Regions from separate parts of the Homo sapiens genome. Here region 2 is linked to region 1. A link is an interaction called in ENCODE POLR2A ChIA-PET data of the cell type or tissue named here. Cell type or tissue: GM12878. All regions are shown on one strand. Each heading gives the region's core, and the rest is flanking DNA. Links, peaks and the distances in the headings are about the cores only.

The links. ChIA-PET counts read pairs that join two places held together with the same protein. Peaks named below come from ENCODE experiments on the same cell type or tissue, not always from the same donor. Only the 100,000 strongest peaks of a DNase experiment are listed, where the experiment ranks them.
Region 2: POLR2A ChIA-PET joins it to region 1 with 11 read pairs; 1 of 35 experiments calls an interaction of 5 or more read pairs at or near these places.

Annotation. Positions count from the first base shown.
Region 1 is chrX:123,876,280-123,888,846 of GRCh38, reverse strand. It overlaps XIAP (X-linked inhibitor of apoptosis), which reads right to left. Exons shown (of 7, transcript NM_001167.4): 2 at 2,308-3,216; 3 at 129-228. The coding sequence starts at 3,184. It also overlaps the pseudogene PARD6BP1. Among named protein-coding and RNA genes, the nearest start is that of XIAP, 23 kb to the right of the region's middle. In GM12878, for the core only: no CTCF peak of the experiment used is centred there; no DNase peak of the experiment used is centred there; H3K27ac peaks cover 118 bases.
Region 2 is chrX:124,210,242-124,222,808 of GRCh38, reverse strand. No RefSeq gene overlaps it. Among named protein-coding and RNA genes, the nearest start is that of TEX13D, 120 kb to the left of the region's middle. RefSeq lists an enhancer at 4,072-5,832. In GM12878, for the core only: no CTCF peak of the experiment used is centred there; no DNase peak of the experiment used is centred there; H3K27ac peaks cover 368 bases.

The DNA of each region.
Region 1 (12,567 bases), core at 5,714-9,713:
CATTTTTATAAACCTAGCATGAATTTCAAGCCATAGTGAAGGCAAAAATAGTTGAGGTAAAAAGTAATTCAAGTCTCCCACTGCATGCTATCCAACTTGCCTGTACAATGAACAATTAAATATCTTACCCTGGATACCATTTAGCATGTTGTTCCCAAGGGTCTTCACTGGGCTTCCAATCAGTTAGCCCTCCTCCACAGTGAAAGCACTTTACTTTATCACCTTCACCTACGAAAACACACAGGAATATATGTATTTGTGCAATTAGAAGCTTACACAAAAATATTCATTTAACACCTAAAAATTAAGCACATCTAAAAAACATGAAAATCTCACAGCTTAAAACAAGACATTCAAATTCACATCTAAGTAACAGATATGATTTTTATCCTTTGAGGAAGAAATACACACTAAATTCACTGATTCAATGTGAGGTATTTTTATAGAAGACAAAAATAAAACTGCCCAAGTTTTATGTTAAAAACTAAAATTGTTACTTTCTTTCTTTTTTTGAGACTGAGTCTGGCTCTGTTCCCCAGACCGGAGTGCAATGGCGCAGTCTTGGTTCACTGCAACCTTTGCCTCCTGAGTTCAAGCGATTCTCCTGCCTCAGCCTCTCAAGTAGCTGGGATTACAGGCATGCGCCACCACACCCGGCTAATTTTTTATATCTTTGGTAGAGATGGGGTTTCACCATGTTGGCCAGCCTGATCTTGAACTCCTGACCTCAAGTGATCCACCCGCCTCGGCCTTCCAAAGTGTTGGGATTACAGGCGTAAGCCACTGTACCTGGCATACTTTATTTTCATTTATTTATTTATTTATTTATTTATTTATTTATTAATTATTATTATTTTTTTCTGAGATGGAGTTTTACTCTTGTTGCCCAGGCTGGAGTGCAATGGCGCGATCACGGCTCACTGCAACCTCTGCCTTCTGGGTTCAAGTGATTCTCCTGCCTCAGTCTCCCAAGTAGCTGGGACTACAGGCGCATGCCATCACGCCCAGCTAATTTTTGTATTTTTAGTAGAGACGGGGTTTCACCATGTTGGCCAGGCTGGTCTTGAACTCCTGACTTCAGGTGATCCACCCACCTCAGCCTCCCAAAGTGCTGGGATTATAGGCGGGAGCCACCGCGCCCGGCCATACTTTCTTTTTAGTATGTTATTTGGGCCACCAATATTGTCCTTACTGTTTCAAACTGTGAAATTTTAAAACAAGTTATGTTTCAAGTATTAGTAACATTAAAGTTCTACATAATGAAATTGTAAGTTTCTCTAAGTTTATAGCTACATGACACTAAACAAACCTTCAAGATTACTATATGATGGTACATAAATAAAATCTTTCGAAATAACCAATATTTTATAGGCATTATTCAATCTTAAAATAAATGGGTCAAATATATAATGGTATAACTTTTTAAAATATCTTTAGAAGCAATCACTCCAATGGCCCTTCCTGAAATGTCTACCACAGTCCATTTGAAAGTACTCATATGGCCGGCGCAGTGGCTCATGCCTGTAATCCCAGCACTTTGGGAGGCCAAGGCGGGCGGATCACAAGGTCAGGAGTTCGAGACCAGCCTGGCCATGGTGAAACCCTGTCTCTACTAAAAGTACAAAAATTAGCCAGGCATGGTGCATGCACCTGTAATCCCAGCACTTTGGGAGGCCGAGGCGGGTGGATCACCTGAGGTCAGGAGTTTGAGACCAGCCTGACCAACAGGGAGAGACCCTGTGTCTACTAAAAATACAAAATTAGCCGGGCGTGGTGGCACATGCCTGTAATCCCAGCTACTCAGGAGGCTGAGGCAGGAGAATCGCTTGAACCCGGGAGGTGGAGGTTGTGGTGAGCCTAAATCACGCCATTGCACTCCAGCCTGGATAACAAGAGCGAAACTCTGTCTCAAAAACAAACAAACAAAGCTATTGTGAAGCTTAGAGAAAATGCATGAAGTATATGTATTGAGCACTTATAGTAAGTGCTCAATAAATGATGGTTAATATTACTATTAGACCCATTTTGCTATTGGGGATGTCTACCATCTTTTGCAAGTTATCTACTTCCTAAAAACAATTACATGAAGAGAAGCATGACTCATAATATGGTAGTCTTTTTCACATAAATTCAGTAGTTACATTACAGGTTCAACATAAGAGTTCACGGAATAATACAGATATATATATAATCATGCCAAGTTATACCTAAATATTTACCAGTTCAGGGGGCTAAGGGCATCTATTTACTTTTTATGAGCCCTGGCATACTTGGGAAGCTATTTATTGGTTTTATAATAAAGTTTACCTAAAGCATAAAATCCAGCTCTTGCAAGCTGCTCCTTGTTAACTGAGTATATCCATGTCCCAAAAGTAAAGATCCGTGCTTCATAATCTGCCATGGATGGATTTCTTGGAAGATTTGTTGAATTTGGGAAATTCCTATCAGAACTCACAGCATCAGATTCACTTCGAATATTAAGATTCCGGCCCAAAACAAAGAAGCAATTAGGAAAGTGTCGCCTGTGTTCTGACCAGGCACGATCACAAGGTTCCCAATTTTTCAGTTTTCCACCACAACAAAAGCACTGCACTTGGTCACCAATACCTGTGTAGTAGAGTCCAGCACTTGCTAACTCTCTTGGGGTTAGGTGAGCATAGTCTGGCCAGTTCTGAAAGGACTTTAATCTAGCTTCTTCACTATACATGGCAGGGTTCCTCGGGTATATGGTGTCTGATATATCTACAACCTGCCCAGTTCTCAAAAGATAGTCTGCATGTGTCTCAGATGGCCTGTCTAAGGCAAAATGATCTCTGCTTCCCAGATAGTTTTCAACTTTGTACTGACCATTCTGGATACCAGAATTTGTAGACTGCGTGGCACTATTTTCAAGATAAAAGCCGTTGATAAATCTGCAATTTGGGGATACTTTCCTGTGTCTTCCAACTGCTGAGTCTCCATATTGCCATCTATCTACAGCTGCATGACAACTAAAGCACCGCACGGTATCTCCTTCACCAGTATAAAGAAACCCTGCTCGTGCCAGTGTTGATGCTGAAACAGGACTACCACTTGGAAAATTAGCAAAAGTTTTTAATCTATTAAACTCTTCTACAAATTCTTCTTCCTTATTGATGTCTGCAGGTACACAAGTTTTAGATCCTTCAAAACTGTTAAAAGTCATCTTCTCTTGAAAATAGGACTTGTCCACCTTTTCTAAAAAGAGAACATTATATTAGGAAATCCAAAATGTGAAACACAAGCAACAGACTTTTGTTATAGGAGCTAACAAATTATCCACTTATGACATAAAAATAACTACACGACCGCTAAGAAACATTCTAATTCTAAATACTAGAGTTCGACATTACCACATCATTCAAGTCATAAAGTAAAATCTAGCATTTTTGTTTTCTCTTTTTGAGGAAAGTAATATTTAAGCAGGCAGAATAAAACTAATAATTTTTAAATGCTTATTTTACATAAATATGTAAACTGTGATGCAGAATATATTATAATTATTAACCATGTCAAATCATTAATTAGGAAAAACATGAAAGCATAAAATATGCAGATTATTAAAATCTATGCATAATTGTTATAATGAATCATTATATATTCAAGGCATCAAAGTTGTTTTTACAAGTTAAAAAATGTTCAGAATGTTAATGAATTAATTTTTAATATCTCTTTGCTTAGCAAAATATGTTTTAATCATAATATTGGTTCCAATGTGTTCTTTAAGAGTATGAAATATTTCTGATTTTCATGCATGAATGAGAGCCCTTTTTTTGTTGTAACTGGATAATTACAGATATATATGTAACACTGCCCTCTAGAGGGTGGCTCAGGAAAAATTCTAAGTACCTGCAAACCTTAATTGCTGTTACTTTTTTTTTTTTGCCCATGACATACATGTGCCCTGCAGTTACTTTTGCTATTAACTTCCCTTGGTCAAGTAACAATCTGTTCAAATGGAAGATAAGTATTGCTGCAGTCTTATTAGAGCTGCCAAATTACAGCTGGTAATTTTAACCCAGATAAAATACTAAAAGGAACCCGTTAGGTTATGAGAAGGGTATCAATTATTAGAAAGATAATTTATCCTCCAAACCTGGACACTTCTCAAAGTGAAAAATTACACTAGTAATAATCACACTGGGACAACAGGCATAAATCAGGGTTGCCCCAGGCAAACTAGAGTATATGGTAACCCTAGTTATGAGGCAAACCTGGTTCTCCAGAATCTCCCACATTGCCTGATAACATGCTCAATATAAACTTGTCAAAGGCAAAATAAGAGAATGGTAACAATGACTCTGTCTCTATATTATGCGTGCATTAATTGATTTTTTTTTTTTTTGAGATGGAGTTTTGCTCTTGCTGCCCAGGCTGGAGTGCAATGGTGTGATACTGGTTCATGCGACCTCCGCCTCCCAGGTTCAAGCAATTATCCTGCCTCAGCCTCTCAAGTAGCTGGGATTACAGGCATGCGCCACCATGCCCGGCTAATTTTGTATTTTTTAGTAGAGACGGGGTTTCTCCAGGTTGGTCAGGCTGGTCTTGAACTCCTGACCTCAGGTGATCTGCCCGCCTCGGCCTTCCAAAATGCTGGGATTACAGGCGTGAGCCACCGCGCCCTGCCATTAATTGATTTCTTGAGAAGAATTAGCCAGCTCTTTTGCCTTTATGTTGACACAATATGCCTTAAAATTTAATCTCTTTTGGAGTAATGTTCAACACAAAGCAAGCTGGCAATGGACTTCAGTCTTTCCTGGCCATGTCAATTTATAGTGGTATTAACTCATATACCTCAACAGCTGAGTTATATCTGCATAAAACTTTTGGAATATAGTCTCCATGACTTTTGATGAATTATCATTTCCTATATGTCTGAAAACATTCCAACATTAGCTTCAAGGCCCTTTGTTGAATCAGCACAATAAACTGGATGACAAAAATCAAGATTCAAAGAAACCAAGGCTGATCAAACTCCTTGTTCTACTCTTTCCCCCCTTCTCACTCTGCACTTGACTAGTCTTAAAAAAAACAGCCGGGCATGGTGGTTCACACCTGTAATCCCAGCACTTTGGGAGGCCGAGGTGGGCAAATCACCTGAGGTCGGGAGTTTGAGACCGGCCTGACCAACAGGGAGAAACCCTGTCTCTACTAAAAACACAAAATTAGCTGGGCGTGGTGGAGCATGCCTGTAATCCCAGCTACTTGGGAGACTGAGGCAGGAGAATCGCTTGAACCCGGGAGGCAGAGGTTGCAGTGAGCTGAGATCGCGCCACTGCACTCCAGCCTGGGCAACAAGAGTGAAACTCTGTCTCAAAAAAAAAAAAAAAAAGAAAAGAAAAGAAAAGAAAAAAACCAAGGCTACCTGATAGGCTAATGAGATAAAATTTAATAGGGATAAGTATAAAGTCTTACATCTGGTTTTTAAAAAATATCTGGTGCATAGGCCGGACACGGTGACTCATGCCTGTAATCTCAGCACTTTGGGAGGCCAAGGTGGCCGGATAACTTGAGGTCAGGAGTTCGAGACCAGCCTGACCAACATGGTGAAACCCCCACCTCTACTAAAAATACAAAAATTAGCCAGGCGTGGTGGCAGGTACCTGTAATCCCAGCTACTCGGAAGGCTGAAACAGAAGAATGCCTTGAACCCGGGGAGCGGAGGTTGCAGTGAGCCAAGATCATGCCACTGCACTCCATCCTGGGCGACAGAGCGAGGCTCCATCTCAAAAAAGGCCGGGCGTGATGGCTCACGCCTGTAATCCCAGCACTCTGGGAGGCTGAGGAGGGTGGGTCACCTGAGGTCAGGAGTTCGAGACCAGCCTGACCAAAATGGAGAAACCCCGTCTCTACTAAAAAAAAATAAAAAAGAAAGAAAGAAAATTAGCCAGGCATGATGGCGGATGCCTGTAATCCCAGCTACTTGGGAGGCTGAGGCAGGAGAATTGCTTGAACCCAGGAAGTGGAGGTTGCAGTGAGCTGAGATCGTGCCACTGCACCCCAGCCTGGGCGACAGAGCGAGCGTCTCAAAAAACAAACAAAAAAAATCTGTTGCATAACTAAAAGAAGATTGAGACTTAGTTTAAGAAGAAATCACTTAAAGGCAATCCTCCAGATTAAAACCTTGGGATTTTATTTAATTACAAATTCATCATAAGCCAACATTACAAGTCGACTAAAAAACTTACAGCAACTTCAGACTGCATTAGTGTCCAGATGTGCAACATCCAGATCCAATTCAGCTACCAAGGGATATTATTTCCAGTTCCAAATACATTTTGGAAGGGACATTAACAAAGTTTAACATCCTTAGGGAGCAATCGGGATGATAAAAATGATACCATATGAGAAATAGTTGGAATAGCGAAGGATATTTATCTCAAAGGGTGGAAAAACTGTGAGGGGAAGGGTAGAGAGGATAGACTAACTACCTTAAGATATCTAAAAGATTATCATGTAGAAAACAGATCCAAATTTTATATAGCTTGAGGGCAGAATTAAGGTCATTAAATACAACTGTAAATAGTAGATTTTAACCCAAGGATGGGCTTTATAACAATCGATGGTAGCACCAAATGGATTGGGTTGCCTTGTAGATTATGAGTTCCTCCTATCACTTAAAGGAACTTCAGCATGGACTGGGAGACTGGGTTAAACCTTTCCAAGTCTATAATTATCCTGAAGAATTAATGCTCAGTATAATTCAAAACACATGAGAATTGCCTTCCCTGAGGTGTTAAATTTTATTTCAAGTCAATCAAAATAGATGTAAGTGGCCAGGCACAGTGGCTCACGCCTGTAATCCCAACACTTTGGGAGGCTGAGGTGGGTGGATCACTTGAGGTCAGGAGTTCAAGACCAGCCTGGCCAACATGGTGAAACCCCATCTCTACCAAAAACTACAAAAATTAGCCGGGTGTGGTGGCACATGCCTATAATCCCAGCTACTTGGGAGGCCAAGGGACGAGAATCACCTGAACCTGGGAGGTGGAGGGTGCAATGAGCCAAGACTGCCACTGCACTCCAGCCTGGGTGATAGAGTGAGACTCTGTCTCAAAAAAAAAAAAAAAAATAGAAGTATAAAATCAAAGATATTCTCATTTCACAATTTTGTGTAGTTCAAGTAGTCACCCTATTTCAGAAAATATTAGATAAAACCATCATTCAACATGAGCAGGAGAATCTCAATTTGAAGCTTTTGAGTGGAGATCTTATCTTCCCAGAGGTTGTTTCCATGCTAATAGTTCAGATTTCACTGTTTTGAAAAGTAAATATTTATTTAGAAGCACTCAAGTGAACAATATATACACATTAGCAGAGTGTGAGCTTTTTGAGAAGGAGGAAAACCAGAATTACCAGAGTTTAAGAGTGAAAGGTGGAAGGATGACTGATGAAAGACAGAAACCTTGGGTTTGGAGGAAGGCACCAAACAAAAAGGGTAAGATAGGGTAAAAAAATATAGGATCTAAGTGAAATGGAGGTGGGGAAAATGATACCACAGAAAACAAGTATATATGGAGCAGATGAATTGAGAATATAGAAGAAAATAGGGTATGAATATTAGACAAGGGTGACAAAAAGGTTTTTGAAGTGAAAAGGTGTGGGTGCAATAAAGTATGCTGGGATAATTTAAGGCTTCTCTGTGAAAGCATCTTCAGGCTTTGTACTGGGTAAGTGGAAAGGCAGGAAGGCACGGAAAGAGAAAAATGTCAAAGAAAGCTTTTGGTATAAAGGGGCTGGGAAGTCAGGAATCTTAAGGGTAACAGTAGTTGGGAAAATAGCACTATGGAAGCAAAAAATGGGACAAAAAGGACCAGCAAGCAATGGTGCATGTTTAAATGAAGGGTTTGGGAGATTCTACAATGGTGATATGTAAGGTTTTACAGTATACATGTATGTACATACATTTAGTCCAGTCAACTGCGTAAAGAGAGCCACCAGGAGGTGCCAAGGAGAGGAGGTTGACAGCTAATCTAGCGAGAATGTGGGAATGTGGAGGTGGGGGATACAGAGACAAAGGCACATACAAAACCCTGGTGTCTGTATACGACACAAAAGTTTCTATTTCTCCCTTTTTTTTTTTTTTTTTTTGAAACAGAGTTTTGCTCTTATGGCCCAGGCTGGAGTGAAATGGCGTGATCTCAACTCACTGCAACCTCCGCCTCCCAGGTCCAAGCCATTCTCCTGTCTCAGCCTCCCAAGTAGCTGGGATTACAGGCGCCCGCCACCACGCCTGGCTAATTTTTTTATTTTTAGAAGAGATGGGGTTTCAACATGTTGGCCAGGCTGGAATTGAACTGCTGATCTCAGGTGATCCACCTGCCTCGAACTCCCAAAGTGCTGGGATAACAGGTGTGAACCACTGTGCCAGGCTGCTTTTTTTTTTTTTATTAGGGTTTTCTTTCTTTTTTTTTTTTGAGACAGAGTTTCACTCTTGTTGCCCAGGCTGGAGTGCAATGGCACGACCTCGGTTCACCACAACCTCCGCCTCTTGAGCTCAAGTGATTCTCCCACCTCAGCCTCCTGAGTGGCTGGGATTACAGGCACCCACCACCACACCCGGCAATTTTGTATTTTTAGTAGAGACAGGGTTCCTCTATGTTGGCCAGGCTGGTCTTGAACTCCTGACCTCAGGTGATCCGCCCGCCTCGGCCTCCCAAAGTGCTGGGATTATAGGCATGAGCCACCGCGCCCAGCCTTAAGGTTTTCTTTTTTGAGACGGAGTCTTGCTCTGTCGCCCAGGCTGGAGTGCAGTGGCGCAATCTCGGCTCACTGCAACCTCCGCCTCCCGGGTTCAAGGGAGTCTCCTGTCTCAGCCTCCCAAGTAGCTGGGACTACAGGCACGTGCCACCACACCCAGCTAATTTTTTGTATTTTTAGTAAAGACGGGGTTTCACTGTGTTAGCCAGGATGGTCTCGATCTCCTGACCTCGTGATCCGCCCGCCTCGGCCTCCCAAAGTGCTGGGATTACAGGCGTGAGCCACTGAGCCCAGCCAAGGTTTTCAAATACGTAGAATAAAGGTTATTTTAATGGGGAAAAGGATATAAGGTAGAATGCACGCCAGATTACCACTGTATGAAAATGTATACTTATAGACAAGACTCGGAAAGTAATATTAAATAAATCGAGAAAATGTTAAGGTGACGGGATTATAGGTGATCTTTTTCTCCAGAATGTCTTTAATAATATTGTCACTTAAAACCTCTCTTTCTGGCCAGGCGCGGTGGCTCACGCCTGTAATCCTAGCACTTTGGGAGGCCAAGGCAGGCGGATCACGAGGTCAGGAGATAGAGATCATCCTAGCTAACACGGTGAAACCCCGTCTCTACTGAACATTCAAAAAATTAGCTGGGATGGTGGCGGGCGCCTGTAGTCCCAGCTACTCGGGAGGCTGAGGCAGGGGAATGGCGTGAACCTAGGAGGTGGAGCTTGCAGTGAGCCGAGATTGTGCCACCACACTCCAGCCTGGGTGACAGAGTGACTCCATCTCAAAAAAAAAAAAAAAAAAAAACTCTTTCTGTGGTTTTGTCAACCACAGAAAAAGGCTATATCCAGTCACTGCTATGCCCTAAGACTTCAGACCCGTGTCTTCAATCATAGATGTGGATGTTCTCCCAGGAACTAAGCATCCCCTAGGACTCTATATCCAGGATGGTTCTAGCCTAAGGGAGACACCACATGGCTTAGAGAGCATCCCAGGGATCTTTTATATCCTGGCTTGTTCCAGGCCTGGCTCACAGCACAGAACTATGAACTGTTAATGATGAAGTTTTTAGAAGTTGATGGTACATAAGTTTCAGGGAAGCATCTCAATCAAGTAAACAGACATGATGAGTGCAAACAGCAGCCACCTCATCCTAACAGTGAGACCAGCAACCAGGAGAATAATGTTACTGGGAACAGTCAGACTTCTGGTAGCTCCAGCCAATCTGCTGATAATAGCCTTCTTGCCTAACCACAGCAGATTGAACCAAACTTTGAGCCAAAGGATGAAGACAGTGGGGAAGGTGACAATATTATTTAAGATAATGGTGTGCCACAGAAGACTGCTAAAGCCATTCCTACCATCAAAAGCCTGGAATCGTTAACATAAACAGAACAAACTCATTCTTGAGTCTCGATAGAATGATTTTACTTCTTCTAATTAAGTGAATTTAGCAGTAGTACAAACATAGAATTTGAAACATATGCTCCAGATCAAAAACTCTTAGAAGATGGAACTATCATAACATTATGAAACCATCATTTGAATGTTTTCTGAATGAGGATGTCATAGGACTTGTAAATTTGGGTAGTTTAAGAGCTTTTAAACCTCTGAGCCAACGACCCAGAATAAGCATGAGAACAATAATATTACAAGTTTGAAATGTTATTAAAATAAATAGAAACAGAAAGTAGATTAGTGGTTGCCTAGGGCTGGGGAGGGGGAAATAGGAAGTGACTACAAATGGTTACTGGGGTTGTTTCTGGAGTAATGAAAATGTTCTAAAATTAGATTGTGGTGATAGTTGCACAACTCTGCATATACTAAAAGCCACTGAACTATATACTTTAAATGGATCTTATGGTATATAAATTTTATCTTAATAAAGCTGTCAAAATGTTATTAAAATAGTAGTTTGGTAACTGCATAAACTTTGGTGGATCAGAGGTGATTTTAAGTCTAAAACAAAGAGGCTTTTGCTAATGAAATTACGTGCTTTTGATATGGAAAATGGGATGTTAGTACATTTTCAGAACTAGGTGAGAGGACTAAGTCATTTCTGTTTGAAGTGGTTACATATTTAACCTGTTTCACAGAGCCCAGTGAATTTTTCCTTTAACTATATTCTTTAAATTCTTTTTTTTTTTTTTTCTTTGAGACGGAGTCTCGCTCCCAGGCTGGAGTGCAGTGGCGCGATCTCGGCTCACTGCAAGCTCCGCCTCCCGGGTTCACGCCATTCTTCTGCCTCAGTCACCCGAGTAGCTGGGACTACAGGCGCCCGCCACCACGCCCGGCTAATTTTTTTGTATTTTTAGTAGAGACGGGGTTTCACCGTGTTAGCCAGGATGGTCTCGACCTCCTGACCTCGTGATCCACCCGCCTCAGCCTCCCAAAGTGTTGGCATTACAGGTGTGAGCCACCGTGCGTGGCTATATTCTTTAAATTCTAATGAGAAAAAGTTTGATTCTATCTCTTGGTACTGGAGGACCTCAGTTCTTATGTTCCCAGTATTCTTATTTCTAATGTTGTTCTTCTGTTGCTAATTGTAACAAATCACTTTCTGGAATGCTTTTAAGAAATTAAGCCAATTACTATTTTTAGGAGTTGCTTTCCATGTTATGAAGCACTTGAAGCTATGTTCCTGAATTACAAAATTCTCTGACAGTTGTTCACATTGGTGTTTGTACATCCTGTAGCTTATATATTTAAAAACTAATTCCAAACAGGTATAGTTTGTGTTGTAAAAAGCAGTTAATGGCCGGGCGTGGTGGCTCATGCCTGTAATCCCAGCACTTTGGGAGGCCGAGGCAGGCGGATCACTTGAGGTCAGGAGTTTGAAACCAGCCTGGCCAACATGGCGAAAACCCCATCTCTACTAAAAATACAAAAAGTAGTCAGGCGTGGTGGTGCATGCCTATAATCCCAGTTACTCAGGAGGCTGAGATATGAGAATTACTTGAACCCAGAAGGCGGGGGTTGCAGTGAGCCCAGATCATGCCACTGTACTCCAGCCTGGGTGACAGAGCAAAACTCTGTCTCAAAAAAAAAAAAAAAGGCAATTAATTCACTGACTCTGGTAATATGAGACTCTCTCCTTTAACATTCTTGTATTTACTCCTAATTTCACTAGAAAGCATTCCCTGTGTTTTGTGTGTCCATATGTACATTGGAATGCTTTTGTACTCTTTTAATGTATTCAAGTAGTGTGAATGTTTTTGATAAAAAATGTACCAAGATTAAAAGATTTTTACACATGGAACAAACCTGTGTATTTTTTCATACAACGATTTTGGATTTTCTTTAATGGGATTATTCTAGGAAGACTGCCTAACATTGATAGAAATATGTGGTATTTACCACTGATGGGTAGAGTTTACTCATATTATTTTCCTTTTTATTTATTTATTTATTTATTTAAAAGACAAGGCCTTGCTCTGTTGCCCGAGTTGGAGTGCAGTAGTGTGATCATAGCTCACTGTAACCTCGACCTCCTGGGCTGAAGCAATCCTCCCACCTCAGCCTCCTGAGTAGCTGGGACTATAGCCACATGCCACCATGCCCTGCTAATTTTAAAAAGTTTTCTTAGAGATGTGGTTTCTCTATGCTGTACAGGCTGGTCTGGAATTCCTGGACTCAAGCTATACTCCTGACTTGGCCTCCCAAAGTGTTGTGATTATAGGCGTGAACCACTGTGTTTGACTAGTTTTTTACTATTATGAACAATGCTGGAGTGAATGACCTTCTATCTAAACCTACTTATGTAATGTTTGCTTTTCACACCAATAATAGATGGCCTCAAACAGGGCAGTGTCCTGTCACTACCTCCATTTAATCTATCTTGTT
Region 2 (12,567 bases), core at 4,084-8,083, 340 kb before region 1:
ACTTAGGAATAAATTTACAAAATATGTGCAAGATGTGTATGCTGAAACTACAAAACATTGATGAAATAAAGAGGACCTAAAAAAACTGGAGAGGCATTCTGTTTTCATGGATCAGAGACTCAATAGGGTCAAAATGTCAGTTCTTCTCGAATTGGTCTATAGATTCCACACAATCTCAACCAAAAAGACAGCAGGCTGCTTTGTAGAAAATGACAAGCTGATTCTAAACTTTCTATGGAAAAAGTAAAGGACATAAAAGAGCCAAGGCAATTTTTCAAAAGAACAAAGTTGGAGGACCTACATTTTAACTTCAAGACTTATTACTAATCTACAATAAACAAGGCAGCGTGGTGTTGGCATAAGGCTAAATATATAGATCAACAGAACAGAATAGAGGTCTATAAGTAGACCCATATATATGTGGTCACTTGATTTTTGACAAAGGTGCAAAAGCAATTCAGTGAAGAAAGGATAGTTTTTTCAACAAATGTTACTGTGACAATTTGACATCTATATGCAAAAAAATAAATAAATAAATAAGCCTCAGCCCTTACCTTGTATCATATACAAAATTAACTCAAAATGGCTCATAGACATGAGTGTAAATCTAACACTATAAAGCTTCTAGAATAAAACATGAGAGAAAACTCTTTGTTCTCAAGAGTTTGCTTCTTTGCCTCTCTTTGCCTCAAGTTAGGCAAAGATCTATTAGATATGACTCCAAAAAGCATGAACAATAGAAGAAAATTGAACTTCATGAAAATTACTAACTCTTCAAAAGATAAGACTAGAAAAATGAAAAGGAGAGCCACAGACTAGAAGAAAATATTTGCAAATCACATATCTGATAAGAGGCATGTATTCAGAATATATAATTAACTCTCAAAACTCAATCATAAGAAAACAAACAACCCAGTTTAAAAATCGGCAGCAAGGATGAATAAGTTCTAGAGATCTGCTGTACAACATAGTGCTTATAGTTTACAAGACAGTATTGTGCACTTAAAAACTCAAGATGGTAGATCTCATGTTAAGCATTCTTACTACAAAAAAAGGGGGGAAATGCAAGAAAATTTTTGGTGGTGATGGATATGTTTATTACCTTGATTGTGGTGATAGTATCATGAGAGTATGCATATGTCCAAACTCATCAAGTTGTATACATTAAACGTGTGCAGTTTTTATATGTCTATTATACCTCAATAAAGCTTTTAAAAAATGGGCAAAAGATTTGAATAGACACTTCACCAAAGAAGAGATACAGATGACAAATAAGCACATGAAAAGACACTTCACATCATTCATCATTAGGAGAATGCAAAGTAAAAACTACATTGAGATAAAATACACATCTATTAGAATCGCTAAAATTAAAAGGAGTGACATTATCCAAGTATTAGCAAGGATGAAGAGCAACTAGAATTTTTATGCATTGCTTGTGGGAGTTCATAATAGTACAGCTGCTTTGGAAACAGTTTAACAGTATAGAGGAGGAAAAATAATCTCTTTCTCTACCAATTCTAGTTTCATGGCTGAGACCCCTGTAACAAAAGCCAGATTAACAAGAGAAAAGCAAACAAGTTTATTTAATATAAGTTGTACATGACAAGGAAGGCTTCGTCAAGAAATGAAGACCCAAAGAAATAGTTAAACCCGAGTATATTTCATAGTAGGTTTGATGAAGAGTGGACAATCACGGAGAAATATGATAGAAAGACAAAAGGGTATGATCTAATGGTAACAAACTGGGGGAAACTTTGCAAGCTCTGTTTGTTCAGATTTCATTCTGTGTCCCTTTGTCTTCAGAGATAAGGCTGTTCCTTTCCTCCAAGTATAGGGAAGGCACCTCTCACATGAAGGTCCTATGACCTATTTCAGGGGAAGAGCAGAAAACCTAGGAAGGATTTTGTTCAAAAGAACAAAGTTGGAGGGCCTACAACTTTGGATTTCCTTCCTAGGTTTTCTGACCTGCTTCAGAGGGAAAGGGCAGGGGGAAGATGGGAGTGACTTTCCCATTTCTGCTGTTTTCTCAAATGCAAAGATGCCATATTTTGAAGTAGCATGTACTGAACCCCATTAGCAGTTTTTTATAAAGCTAGAGATACACTTACCATATGACCCGGTAACCCAATGTCTAGGCATTTACCCAAAAGAAATGAAGATACACATTCACACAAAAGCCTGTAAGTAAATGTCTATAGCAGCTTCACTAATTATCACTCAAAGCTGGGAACAACCCAAATGTCCATCAGCTGGAGAATGGATAAACAAATTGTGACACATCCATACAATGGAATATTACTTGGCAATACAAAGGAATGAACTAACACATGGATGAATCTCAAAAGCACTGGAGGTTAAGGCAGGAGGATAGCTTGAGCCCAGAAGTTTGAGACCAGCCTGGGCAACATGGCAAGACTCTACCTCCACCAAAAAAAAAAAAGTTTAATTAACAGGGCATGGTGCCATGTGCCTGTAGTCCTAGCTACTCAGGAGGCTGAGATGGGAGGATTGCTTGAGCCCAGGAGTTGAAGGCTGCAGGGAGCTATGATTCTGCCACTGCACTCCAGCCTGGGTGACAAGAGTGAGACCCTGCAGAAAAGAAGAAAGAAAAGGAAAGAAAGAGAAGAGAAGAAAAGAAGAAAGAAAGAGAAAAAGAGAAGGAGAGAGAGAGAAAGAGAGAGAAGGAGTGACAGAGAGAAAGGGAGAAAGAGTGAAGGAGAGAGAGGAGAGAGAGAAAGAGAGAAAAGAAGTGACAGAGAGAAAAGGAGTGACAGAGAGAAAGGGAGAAAGAGTGAAGGAGAGAGAGGAGAGAGAGAAAGAGAGAAAAAGGGAAAGAAAGAAAAGACAGAAAGACAGAAAGAAAAAGAAAGAGAGAAGGAGACAGAAAGAGAGAAGAAAGAAAAAGAAAGAAAGAAAGAAAGAAAGAAAGAAAGAAAGAGAAAAGAAAGAAAGAAAGAGGAAGGAAAGAAGGAAGAAAGGAAGGAAGGAAGAAAGGCGTTATGCTAAATGAAAGAAGTCGACCTAAAAGAGTATATATTCTATGATTCCATTAATATGACATTCTGAAACTGCAAAACTGCTGGAATAGAAGATAGATCAGAGGCTGCCAAAGGTTGTGTATGGAGAGAGCAGACTGACCACAAAGAAGCACAAGAGAACTTATTGGGGTAATAAAAATATCCTGTCTTGATTGTGTTGGTGGTGACATAATAGGATATGTTTGTTGAAACTTATTTGCACTTTTAAAAGGAGAATTTTACTGTTTGAAAATTATACCTCAATAATCCTCACTTAAAAGAAGTTAATCCTATCTGTGAGCCTGAGGTAGAGAGGAGATCTATGAGGCTTTTCTTCCTTAATTTGCCTTCCATAATGATGGTATGCATGGTTGAGAGGAGTGTCTCACATTCATGAAAGACCTCCGTCCTTGCTTTGCTTGCCAGAATGCCAACTACATGGGAAGTTTGCCTTTTGGGTAACAGTAGGGCAAAGTGGATGTAGGGAAGAATGAGGGAAAGGGAGGAGAGTTAGCATTGCATAGCAGTTTAGAGCACAGATGTTGATAACAAGACCGATGTGGGTTCAAATTCCAGCTTTGCTATTTCTGAGCCGTGTGACCTTGGGTAACCTACTTAGTGTCTCTGAGCCTCGGTATCCTCATTTCTAAGACAGGAGCAGTAATACCGAGCTATCTCCCAGGGTCCCTGAGCAACTCAAATAAGCTAATATATGTGAAAGTATCTGGCACACATGTATAACACATGTGAGAGGGGATAATAAAAGAGGTAATGAATGTGAAAGTACTTGATAGATGATAACCATTCTTATTCCTAAATCAAAAGATGATCTGGGGTAGAAGGAGAGCAGTCTGGCTGATAGGAAAGATATGTGGGCGGTGTTGATGCCTCCCACCTGCAACCACATACAACTCTACTCTCCACTTCTGGCATTACCCATTTAGTGGGTGACCTACATTCCGGAATTTCCAGGACAGCCACAGATCTAGTCCTTCCCCTCAGGGGACCACGTGTCAGAGTTGGGGAAAGAGAGGGACTGTGGTCAAAGAACATATTCCTGGCCTCCCTGACCTGCACCCTCTGCATTTCTCTCCTTTCCTCTACTCGTCTTCAGTGGGGATTTGCTCAGACTTCTTTCATGTGAAATCAAACAGAACTAGAAAGGTAAATCTCCTGGGTGCAAAAAAAGGAAACAAAAAATCACCAGCTCCGTACAATACATTTGAACACCAAATAGAAATGGTTGAGAGATCACTGCCATTCTAGTTATCTGTGACACCCCTCCCCTCCCCACCACATCCCTTCTCCCGTCCTCCCCCATCCTCTCCCCCATCCTTTCTCCAGAGGTGGCTAGAGTTGAAAAAACATTTGTCTCTCAGCTGATCATCTGGGACTGAGGAGAAAGAGGAGAAAGCGAATGAATTATTTAAGTTCTGCAGTGTGTGTGTGTGTGTGTGTGTGTGTGTGTGTGTGTGTGTGTAGGGGGTTCAGCACCCCCCCCCTTTAATTAATGAACAATCTGGCCCATTGCTCCTCCCGTAAGTATGCAAAATAACTTCTTCATTTGAAATCCCTGTTGTTGAATGTACTCCTTGGGCACAATCACATTGCCGCCCCTTGTTCTGCATAAGAAACCGCTGTTTCCAAGATAAGAATCTTTTCATTTAGCTGTCATGAGCTCATCCTTTTTCCTGTGCATTGTGGCTCCTTCTCCTTTGAGTCAATACCCAAACAATGACTGCCTGTGCTCTGGCACCCTCCTACCCCCAGCCCCGGAAGACAGAAGGCTGAGGCCTCCGGAAGCCTGCCTAGGCAGGCAACCCAAATTCTTTTCAGGCCTCAGATGTCAAGAGGGCAAGCAATAAGAAGATCTGAGACCCCTGAAAATCTACTGGCTTTAAAGTAGACCCTGGGAAAGAAACTCTGAATAGTATGATGTGTGTGGTAGGGGGCGGACAGGCGCTGCCCTGAGATCATGAACTTAAACAGTCTGGGAAATGTAAGGAGAGGGAATAAGGACCCACAAATGTGCAAAGCTGCTGTGTCTCTCTTCCTCTGTCCCTGATCAGCAGACTGCATCCTGTCCCTGCCCTTTGGTTTGGAACAACCACGCCCACAGCAGAAACCACACAATGGCACTTGCACTCCAATGAGAAACTAGAGAGGCCTCAGATTCTGTGGAGTCCAAACCCTTTCCTCATTCTGTATGCGGGTAAATTGAGGCTTAGGGAGGGGAAGCAGCTTGCCTAACAGCACTCAGATCGTTGAAGAGGTGGGTGCTAAAACTCCAGACTCATGCTGTTTATTCTACCACACATGGCTGCCTCTGGAGGGAATCAATAACATTTGTGTACAAAGCACTGAGGAAAAAGACAAGATAGGAGATTAAATTAGATCACAGTAAGCTACAAAGCCTATACAAACAGTAGGGGTTTTATTGCTAGCTTCCTCATTTATAGGCATTGTTTTCAAAAGATCCAGGAGAATAACAAAACTTAACCTTTACCAGTGAAAAAGGACTCTGCAGAAGGCAGTGAGTTTCCAAGACAAAATGTATGTAGTCACTTTACCTTGGGGAATGGGGCTACGTGGTCACATCAGCTCAGCACTCGCTCATTATTTCCACTTTGGGGAGAGGAAATAATGCACCAAAGAAGCTTTAATTAAGCTATAGGTAACTAACATGTGTCCAGCAGGAGGCCTGGGGCACTGAGGCCCACAAGAAATAAGAATAAGAAAGGTCCTGCCTTTAGAGAGGTTATAAGCTGTTCGATAAGCTGTCTGGTCTCTGCAATTTGATCAGAAGCCCCTTCAGGGCCAAGCCCGTGTATCCCTGGTAACTTCCAGGAGAGGAAAGAGTTCCCAGCAGGCGCCCCCTTGCTGATTGGCTGGTTAAGTGGCTAGAAAAGACCTCTCACGCTGATTCTGTTGTGTTCCCAGTGCAGCTTTTTCTCCACGTTTGGTGTAAAGGAACCTTTATTACATTTCAAACAAACGGTTCCCCTGTGGCCCTGAGAAAGCTCCAGTGATTCCCAGAATGTCTGGCCACCTGTGGCCTTCAAGGTGGCGGAGAGCATTTTCCTCTTAGCCACCAGAAGAAGTAATGTTTCAATGCCAGTAATGATGTTGCTAAGAAAAACCACAGTCAGAAGGAAAGTTTTCCCTCACCCTCCCATCAGTTTGGGGGCAGTCAGAAATCTCACATCCTAGATAGAAAAGCAGCAGAAGAGGAAGTAGGAGACTTGGGTGCCCATCCTAACTTGGCCCCTTATTAGTGGTTAGACTTCAACAAATCACTTCTATCTCTTGGCCTCAGTCTTTTCATCTGTAAAACGAGGGCATTGACTTGAGCAAAGTTTCCCAAACTAAGGTTTGGAAGTCTGAATCTTTTCAATTGTGGGGTTGGAGTGAGGGGTAGATATAATATAATAAAAGAGATACTTGGTAGCAAAAAGACAAGAAACAATGGACTGGATGAACATTTTTTGTTATAATATTTCATGATTCCAGGAAATCCAGTTTTTGTTCATGGGATTGGCTTTAAAATGAAACAGGTGTTTGTTATTTAAAACAACTTCACTTCCAATTAAATTGGGCAAATTGAACACATGCACTTATCTGAGCTCCTTCCTGAGATCCCACAAAAAAAGAACAGGGGATTAAAAGGCCAAATGCAGTGAGTACAAAGGAAAAAGGGGGAGAGGCTATAATAAGCAAGAAGCACACACGCGTGCATGCGTGTACATGTGCAAATATGGAAACTAGAGAATGGCTAAATGAGTGGTTTAGCAGATTAGAAAAAGCCAAAACCCAAGGATGCGGTTTATACTCCAAACCTCAAAAAGCTCAGGTTTTGAGGGTACCAGTTATCTCTGAAAGTGGGAGTTTTGGTATGGAGTTGAAAACAGGATGATAGATTGAACATGATGATAAGAAACAGCCCCCAAATCCCTCCCTCCATCCCAGCAGGGGAGAAAACATTTAAACCAAGCACAGCTGAGGGCCCACTGAGAAGCTATGTTGAAAACTGGGATTAAGTTGGAGTCTGCCTTCTGAACATTGAGACCTCCAGTCCCCATCCTTGACTCAGTTCCCAAAATACTGACAGCCAGGTTACACATGCCAAGCGGAAGATTGGAAGATTCCACTCTGGGAAACTGACTGAACCCAGAGAAATAATTCAGATGATACTGAAGAAGCAGGCAGGATGTCAAATGATGTAGGGTTTTGTAGGCCATATTATAGTTTTTGGATTTAGCCTAAGGACCAGAAAGTCATTCAGGGGTTTTAAGCAGGGGAACAACATGATCGAATTTGCATTTTTTAAAGATGAAAAAGGAGCTAGTGTGGATTTTCAAAAAGTGAAGACCCTGTACCACATTTTGACCAGTTTCAGAGAGGAGGGGAGCTGTGCAGAGATGTGCTGGAGGAGTGCCTATTGGTGACCAAAGACATGGGATGCTGAAGCGATACAGAATGCCACCTGGAAGTTCGTTGGTAATGTGCCTGATCCTGTTTGAGAATGTAGATCACTGGTGGTGGGGTGTTGAAGTGGTAGGTGGGAGAGTAGACTCATGTGGTTTAGAGACTGTTTACATTAATTGAGCAAATAAGTGAAGATTATATTGAAGATAAGTGGCAGGCTTCTCACTGTTGGAGAAGATACTAAAAACAGAAAGGAGGAAGACCAGACCGAATGTTAACATTCTGGGTTGAAATTGGAGGTTTGGGTATAAATTCATGTTTTAAATATATATACTCAGAGAGATATAAAAATAGTTATAGATGTACATATGTGTATATATGCACATGTATGTATTAATATATACATACATATATTTTCCAGCCCTGTCTGCTAAGAGCACCTGCAAGCAATAATAGCCCAGCAGCAATGAGCCCACCAAGAGCTCAGATAATAGTTTTCATATACCACCCTCCACTAAAGAAAAAGTGCTCAAAGAATAATGGGAACAAGTCAAAAGGACACCGAGACCACCTTGAAAGGGGCTCCCAGTGGTCAAATCTGGGAAAATTTGAGCATCAAAATAAACGTTGATAGTAATGGATCGCAACCAATTATACAAAATAGGACTCCATGAGTCCATATTGACATACATACATACATAAATAATAAATAAATAAAGGATAGGGCAGACTATATCTACAAAGATACCCACCACAATATATTCTATCCTATAGGCTGTTCTTACAATGTGATGTTAACAATCTTCCCATCAAGTGGTAAGAGCTATGTCCCCATCCATTGACCCTAGATGGATATTTATGACTGCCTCAACCAACAGAATACAATGGAAATGAAAGCTGTGTGACTTCTGAGGTTGTATTAGAAAAAGGCCATGCACTTCCACCTTGCTCTCTTGGGATACTTGCTGTTAAATCTCAACCCCAATGCTGGGATGAAATCAAGCAGCTACATAGCAAGGCCTCATGTGAGGGTTCTGGCTGGCAGCCTCAGCTGAGGTCCCAGTCAAAAGACAGCAACAACTAGTCAGTCATGTGAGTGATGAACCACCTTGGAACTGGATCCTCTAACCCCAGCTGACTGCCCCAGCTAAAATATCACCTTGCCTAGATTGCAGATTCATGAGCTAAATTCTTGTTGTTTTAAGCCAGTAAATTTGGGTCTAGCTTGATGTACAGCAATAGATAACTGGAACAGAGGAGAAGCCCTTCTGTTCCATACAGTAGAATGCCAACTAATAAGTGTAGAAAGATTGATGGGAATGAGAATCAATATTTGGCCACCATAACATAACTGAATTAACTGCCTGGTTGATTCAGGCAGTTAAGGGTGGTGGGTAGAAGATCGATGAGAAACAGGATGTTGGCATAATCTGGGAATATCTCCCCACAAAATACTGATCAATTACAAAGAGAAAAAAAAGGGACATTGTTATGCTAGAGAAACCTGCAGACACCAATATACCCCGTGATTAGAGTTAACACTACCAGTGACAGGATAGGTTGGCATTGTGTGCTCTCTGATGCAATGCACCAAGAAGAACACAGCATCATTTCTAGGGTATTCCTGCCAAGAAAATGTGGCCTGAGTCTAGTCATAAGGAAACGTGGCTCATCCTACAAAATGTAAAATCAGTAGTTGCTAAAACTGTTGAGGACATGAAAGACAGGAAAAATCTATGGAACTCTCTCCGATTGAAGGAGCCTGAAGAGATACGACAACTAAATACTAGATGGACACTGATGACAACTAATTGCTGGTAACTAAGTGTTCCTGGATGGAATCATGGACCAGAAAGGAAAAGGAGACATTGTTGGGACAGTTGGCAAAGTTTTAATTGGGTCTGCAGATTGAGTGGTAGTGTTGTACCACTGTGGATTTCCTGACCTGGAGAGCTGTATGCTGGTAGGTTAGGAGAGTGGACTTGCTAGGGGAAAGACACACTGGAATATTTAAGGATCATAGAACATCATGTCTTCAGCTTACTCTCAAGTGGTTCAGAAAAAGACTAATGTGTATATATATATACACATTAATATAATAATGTTTATATATTATTTATATATGTAATAATGTTTATATATATATGAGAAAGAGGGAGCAAATGCAGTAAAATGTTAACAAGAATCTAGGTGAAACAGATATGGAAGTTATTTGCACTGCATTTGTAACTTCTCTGTAGGTTTGAAAATATTTCAATATGCAGTATTTTTTAAAACCACACAATTGCTTATTTTACCAAACCATTTCAGATCAAAGACTCATTGCTTAATTTCAACTACTCAACCAATTTTATTCTTCAGGGCAAAGGGGTAAATATACGGCATGCATAACCCCAAACCACAGATATGCAAATCACATTGCAAACCAGGCCCCAATTCATACTAATTCATCAACGTTTCCATGCCTAGTGCTACATCAGCACTCTCAACTCCAACCAAGATACCAGGGTTCACCAACTTCACTTGCAACATTGCAGGTGCTCATTGCACAAAACAGCCCCACCCTCGATATGATGTAACAAAAAGGTTCTCCTTTGTGGTAATAGTCTTTATCTATCATCTGTAAGTTTGGCAAAACTGTAACATCTGTCTCTTATGCCCTTCCCTTTTATTTTCTGCATGGCTCTTCCTTCTGTCACCTCATTTTCTGCTCCTGATGCCCTTATGGCTCAGGTGGTTATTTGTGCTCTTGTAGCTAACATCTTACATAGAAGGCCTGCCCTGTCTTCTCTCGAGATTGTCCTGGTCCACAAACAGATAAGTTTGACTACATGGATATTCAAATAGTAAGTAACTATACAAAAGAAATTCAACAATATTAATAATTAAATAATACAAATTAAACCCCAATGTAGTTATTAGTTTTAAATTAGTACCAGTCTTTACAGCAGCATGATGGTAATATATATTGAGGATCATGAAACTATTCATGCCTTGTGTCATGCATTTTGATACAATAATCCTACTTTTAGAGTAGTTACCAGAAACATTATTCAGAAAATAAAGTGTTATTTATAATGTTGAAAAGATGCAAGTAATATAAGTATGTGATGTTCATGCATTTTTTTCAACAAATAATTACTGAGAACTTTCTATGACCAAGTATCTAATAGAATAGAGCAGTGTTGAAGTGTTATGACAAATCAACACGATGAAATGTTGTATAACCATTAAAATACTAAGTAGAATCACTCATAGAAAAGTGTTTATGGAATGATGTCAAATAGAATTCAAAACTTTATAGACACTACATAGACTATGTACAGACTATAAATTATAATAAATAATATAAAACTGTGTATGGACTGTAAAGTATAAAATTTAAAAATTGTATAGGCGCTATATAAAACTGTACAAGGTATAAATTAAAATATAATAAACTTTGTTAGGTGCTTAAGTATCTCATTTAAATGCTCACAGAAACTCCAGTGTTATTGTCCCCATGGTACAGATAAAGAAACTGAGGCTCATGGGGATTATAATACAACACTAGACTGCGAGTTCCACAAACTAACATTTTTGTCTGTACTGTATCCCGTGTCCAGAACAGTGCCTCACATATACCAGACACTCAGTAAATAGTTCTTGACTACCTGAAGTGGCTGAGTCATGATTGGGACCCAGTTCCCTATCAGAGCTAATACTGTCATTCAAATAAACTAGATCCATCAGGACCTCAGAATGAATTCAGAGATGGGCTTAAAGAGTTTCAAGTTCTTTGCTGGGTTGCAAGAGCCTCATGTCCTTTCCTCTCCTTTCCTTTCTCTTTTACTGTCTGCCCTCTGGTGGAGATACTAATGAGTAGCAGAAGTCACGGAAGAAAGGGCCAGGGTCATCAATGACTGCACAGATCACTTATGTCTTACCTGTATGTAATTAACACCTGTTCTCTAGTTTTGTCTGTTCTCTAGCTGTAAAAACAAGTGGACATATTTTCACCAAATTTGAAGGTTATTTTCAAGATGGTCTGGCTTAAAATACATCATATTAGCACAATTTACTTTGGGGATGCTGTAGGGCACATTGATTATTTTTTTCCTTGCATTGAGCTTTGTGGCCCATCATTTTATGGATTTGTATGAGTTAAGAAACTTACACTTTTTGAATTTTTCTAAAATATCACAGATTAAAGAGAATATTCAAAAATTTCATCAATTTTTCAAAATAACTTTTTTCTCCACACAATGAATAAATTTAAATGCTACAAAATTTGTCCCAAAGATGAAAATATCTTAGTTTCAAATCACCAAGAGTATTTGTTTTCTTTTACCAAGAATAGGAAGTCATAACCAATAGTATTTTAAATTAGAATTTTTATGGATCTGGAAACCCAATTTTAAAGGGACACCCGTGCAAGGGCCAATTGCAAAGACAGGCTCTTTCAAGGGCAAATAAAATTGCAGTAAGAAGAATGCTTGGAGGAAGATGAGAAGAATCGTGTTCTTTCACAGGCAATTGAAACCAAAGTTCAGTTCAAAGAGACATTTGGCTGCTGATCAGGAGATACATGAGATATGAATTCAGATGCTTCTGTAAGAGAAAAGAGTGCTTTTACATTTGAACTCCAAATCAATTATGCCAAAGAATCTACACTAGTTCTATGTCTGGAATCTGAAAGGAGAGTCTAAATGTTTCAAGAGAAAGGTCATGTTGAAACCAATTACTAAGCCCCCAAAGTTACTAAAATTGTTATTAATGGAGCAGTTTCCACAATTCCAATAATTTAAGACAAGATCAGAGCTTAAACTGTGTATGTCAACGGGGTACAATAGGAATCAGTATTTAATTCTCCCAAACCACTGGTTCCTTCAAACTACTGCTTCATCTTTTAAAGGCCGTAAGTACCAAGTGAATATCTTTTTCACCCATGGCTATTAATAAGTCCCAAATGCAAATGCCTCAAATAATTGGCATTGGTTTTTGATAGAGCTGCTTCTCACATAGGCAACACTATGTAATGTGTGCCTGAGTGGTGAGCAACAAGGATTTACCCAAATTTACTCAGGAGTATAACAATAACTATGACCTCTAAAGAAACTTGTTACAAAGTTGGAAATTATTA